2 separate regions of the Homo sapiens genome follow, and region 1 is linked to region 2. A link is a loop called in an ENCODE intact Hi-C map of the cell type or tissue named here. Cell type or tissue: CD4-positive, alpha-beta T cell. All regions are shown on one strand.

Region 1 (2,500 bases), 190 kb before region 2:
CTATTTTTCTTCTTATGGGGGTGGAGGCTTTGAGTTGGACTGAAGACAATGCTGATGAGACCTGAGACAATTCTCATATGAATTTGTCTGTTCTGCAACTAGGCCACAGGTGGCATCCTTAACTCTAGAAAGACATTTCAAAATTTCAGTGACCATCATGAGAAACAGGAGACAGCTTATTCTGGGATTAAAAAAACCCATCATCACTGAATAGAGACATACCTCACTTTATTGCACTTCACAGATATTGTGGTTGTTTTTGTTATTGTTTGTTTTTACAAATTCAAGGTTTGTGGCAACCATACCTTGAACAAGTCTCCATTCATCATTTATCCAACAGCATGTGCTCATTCAGGTCTGTCACATTTGGTAATTCTTGTAATACTTTATCATTATATCTGTTACGATTATCTGTTATCAGTGATCTCAGATGTTACTATTGTAGGACACCGTGAACCACACCCATACAAGACAAACATAATCCATAGATGGGTGTGTTCTGAGTGCTTTACCTACTGGCTGTTCCCCATCTCTGTCCCTCTCCTCAGGCTTCCCTATTCCCTGAGACACAACAATATTGAAATTAGGCCAATATTGAAATTATAACGGCCTCTAAGTGTTCATGCAAAAGGAAAAAGTTGCACTCTCCCATTTTAAAACAAAAGCTAAAAATGACAATAATATTAAAATTAGGCCAATTAATAACCCTATAATGGCCCCTAAGTGTTTCAAGTAAAAGGAAAAAGTTGCACATCTCTCACTCTAAATCAAAAGCTAAAAATGATCAAGCTCAGTGAGTAAGGCACGTCAAAAGCCAAGATAGGCCGAAAGCTAGTCCTCTTGTACCAAACAGTCAAGTTGTGAATGCAAAGGAAAAGTTCTTGAAGGAAATTAAAAGTGCTACTCCAGTGAAACACAGATGATAAGAAAGCAAAACAGCCTTACTGTTTATACAGAGAAAGATTTAGTGATGTGGATAGAAGATCAAACCAGCCACAACATTTCCTTAAGCCAAAGCCGAATACAGAGCAAGGCCCTAAGTCTCTTCAATTGAGTGGTAAGAGAGCAGCAGACAAAAAGTCTGATGTTGGCAGAAACTGGTTCATGAAGTTTAAGGAAGGAAGCTGTCTTTAGAACAAAACGGTGCACAGTGAAGCAGTAAGTGCTGATGTAGAAGCTGCACCAAGTTATCCAGAAGATCTAGCTAAGATCACTGATTATGGTGGTTATACCAAACAACAGATTTTCAGTGTAGATGAAACAGCCTTCTATTGAAAGATGCCATGTAGAACTTTCATAGCTAAAGAGCAGAAGTCAATGCATGCTTTCAAATATTCAAAGGCTGATTCTCTTGTTAGGCTGGTTCTCTTGTTAGCAGCTAATGCAGTTGGGGGCTTTAAGCTGAAGCCAATGCTCATTTACCATTCTGAAAATCCTATGGCCCTTCAGAATTACACTAAATCTACTCTGCCTGTGTTCTATAAATGGAACAACAAAGCCTGGGTGACAGCACATCTGTTCACAGAATGGTTTACCGAATATTTGAAGCCCACTGTTGAGACCTGCTACACGGAAGTCCTCTGCTGTTCATTGACAATGCATCTAGTCACCCAAGAGCTCTGATGAAGATATACAAGGAGACTGATGTTGTTTTCCTGACTGCAAACACAATATCTATTCTGCAGCCCATGGATCATGGCGTAACTTTGACTTTCAAGACTTATTATTTAAGAAATATATTTCATAAGGCTTTAACTGCCACAAATAGTGAATCCTTCGATGGGTCTGGAAAAAGTAAATAGAAAACCTTCTGGAAAGAATTCATTATTCTAGATGCTATTAAGAACATTTGTGATTCACGGGAGGAGATTAAAATAGTAACATAAACTAGAGTTTGGAAGTAGTTGATTCCAACCCTTGTGGATGACTTTAAGGGGTTCAAGACTTGAGTGGAAGAAGTCACTGCAAATGTAGTGGAAATAGAGGGAGAACAAGAATTACAAGTGGAGCCTGAAGATGTGACTGAATTGCTGCCAATCTCACGATATCAAACTTGACAGATGAGTTGCTTCTTATGGATGAGCAAAGAGAGTGGTTTCTTGAGATAGAATCTACTGGTGAAGATGCTATGAACACTGCTGAAACGATTACAAAAGATTTAGAATATTACATAAACTGAGTTGATAAAGCAGCGGCAAGGTTTAAGACTAAAACTGACTCCAATTTTGAAGTTCTACTGTGGGTCAAATGCCATCAAACAGTATTGTATGCTATTGAGAAATCATTTGTGAAAGGAAAAGTCATTCAATGTGGCAAACTTCATTGTTGTCTTATTTTAAGAAACTGCCACAGCCACCCCAGCATTCAGCAACCACCACTCTGATCAGTCAGCTGCCATCAATATCAAGGCAAGACCTTCCAACAGCAAAAAGATTTTGACTCACTGAAGGCTCAGAGAATTGTTGCCATTTCTTAGCAATAATTTTTTTATTATACTTTA
Region 2 (2,500 bases):
ACATCAAGAATATATTTAAAGGTCTTCCTGATTTCTGAGTCATCATTACTTACACAAGTATCAATTATTGAGCTACATCTCAATACCTCCTATAGATACTATTGCCCCAGACAGTAAGTACTCCATATAGACTGTTGGACCAGACACGGTATATATCATTACCAAGACATAGCAACAGGGACAATATTATAGACTAGTGTTTGTCCTCTGTTCCTACCTATTCATTTCCCCAGAGTTGAGGAAGGAGTTATGTATTTATCCAACAACCTCACTTCTCTATCTTCTGTCTTTTCTATGCTTCTTTGCTGAGGTGCCACTTGCGCTACCACTACAATTTCTATCACTTCTAACCAAAACACTTAACTCTGCTGCTCTCTTCTGTCTTCTCTGCTGCTTTCAATCAACTGCCCATCCATAAGAATGCAAAAACTAATTACTAAAAAACACAGCATAATACTATGAAAGCACACATTTATTTTTTAAATCAACATATATTTATAATAAATTCCAAATAAACTTTAGAGTAAGTGTGTTGAGGTATGCAAAAAATCTTACTGAAATTTTTACTGTGGTTGCACTGAATACACAAATTAATTTGGGGAGAACTGGCATCTTTAAAACATTATGTCATCCCATGGTAATTCTCTTCTATTAGTTATGTCTTTTTTCATATCCTTTAATAGAGTTTCATAATTACTCCATAATGATCTTTTGCATTCTTTTTAAAGGTTAGCTACTTGATTGTTCCTATTACGAATGTTGCTAAGTCAATTTTTTAAAAGGGGGAGGACTTGCCCTATCAGACTTTAGAACACAGTGCAAAGCCACTGTATAAAAAACATTGATACTAAACACAAATAGACAACTGATCAATGAAATATGAGAAATAATTCGTACATAGTAAGTGTGTACTACCAATCAGCAGGAAAAGTGCAAACTGCTTGTATTCTACAGGAAGAAAAATAAAATCACCCCCCACACCTCACAGCCTATACAAAGGTAAACTCCTAAGAAATTACAGACCCAAATATAAAATATAAAATTATAAAGCAAATAGAAAATGGAGAGGGATATGTAATATCGGGTTAGAAGAGCATTTCTTCAGACCACAAAAACACAAACCACAATGTGTTGATTTACATGTTGTGACGTGATGATTTAACCACTTGAAAATTAAGGATTCCTTATCAAACGCAGCTACGATGGACAGAAATAACAAATTATAACAACATCTAAAACCAACACAGGTTAATGTCTAGAATATTCAAGACGCTCCTATTGAGTAGGCAAAATGGACAAAGGATATAAATAGCCAATTCATGTTTATTTATTCAACAAATATTTATAGAGAACTTACCTTTTTAAGTGCTAGGGATACAGGTGTGAACACAGGTAAGGTCTCTGCCTTCAAGGAACTTGAGCAGAGAAAATAAATAAATACATAACATAATATAAGGTTTTGTTGTGATAAAGACAATGAAAGATAAAGCAGAACTCTCTGGGGACATGACATTTAAGAAGAGATCTGAATGGAGTGAGTGAGCCACGTGAATAAGGGGAAAGAGTTTTTTAGGCATAATAAAACAGCAAGAATGGGAGGTCTTAAGGAGAACAGAAAACAAATACGTGAAGAGATAACTAACCTCACTAATAATCAGAGAAATAAAAATTTAAATAATATACCACTTTACAAATGAAAGATTGGCAAAAATATAATGTAAGTTAATACAGAGTGCCAGTGGAAATGGAGGAAAAGAGAACTACTATGTACTCCTAGTGAGAATGTACACTAGTACAGACATTCTGGAAATCAAGTTGGCAAAACTTAGTGAAATGAAGTATATGTATATATACCCTATTATCCAGAGATCCCACTCTGAAAAATCAAAGTTCTCCCAAAAGCCCATAAGAGGACATGTATGAAAATGAAAATCAAAGTTGTCTGTGGTAGCAGAATATTACAGACAAACTAGGTGACCATCACCAGAGGGCCAGAGATGTGGTAAGTGCATTCACTGACATACCTAGAGCAGTTACAAGTTATGAAACAGATATACAGAGATCCAAATGGGTAGCGGTTTTTTGATGTTTTTGGCACTGAAATACAGTTTTAAAAAGTCTCAGATTTGCTTCAAAATAATACAGTTTGCAGAGGTGGAGTTGTGGGGAGGAGGCACTAGGGGAGGAATGGTTAATAATATGAAGCAAGATCAGCTCTGAGCTGATAATTGTTGATGCTGGATGATGGACACATGGTGGGTTGATACTTTCTCTACATTTGGATCTGTTTGAAGTTTTCTATCATAAAAGGCATTTTAACATGTTGAATGAAAAAAGAAACAGAAGATCTTTAGCACAATATAATTTATATAAATTAAAAATATGTGTGCATAAAACAGCACCATATATTTTTTAAAGAGACAGACATATTCAAAAAAACATTAGTACGAACATCTATGTAGGCAGAGAATTAGAATGAATACTGGGGATAAATGAGAAC

Evidence for each region. A loop is a pair of places that touch in the nucleus more often than their neighbours do. Peaks named below come from ENCODE experiments on the same cell type or tissue, not always from the same donor. Only the 100,000 strongest peaks of a DNase experiment are listed, where the experiment ranks them.
Region 1: a loop joins it to region 2, with 1.9 times the contacts of the local background. A loop is called at or near these places in 1 of 110 quality-filtered maps.

Annotation. Positions count from the first base shown.
Region 1 is chr5:81,537,269-81,539,768 of GRCh38, forward strand. The region is part of intron 4 of SSBP2 (single stranded DNA binding protein 2); the gene reads right to left. Among named protein-coding and RNA genes, the nearest start is that of ACOT12, 140 kb to the left of the region's middle. In CD4-positive, alpha-beta T cell, no CTCF peak of the experiment used is centred here; a DNase peak (open chromatin) is centred at 1,063; H3K27ac peaks cover 1,694 bases.
Region 2 is chr5:81,723,635-81,726,134 of GRCh38, forward strand. The region is part of intron 1 of SSBP2 (single stranded DNA binding protein 2); the gene reads right to left. Among named protein-coding and RNA genes, the nearest start is that of SSBP2, 26 kb to the right of the region's middle. In CD4-positive, alpha-beta T cell, no CTCF peak of the experiment used is centred here; no DNase peak of the experiment used is centred here.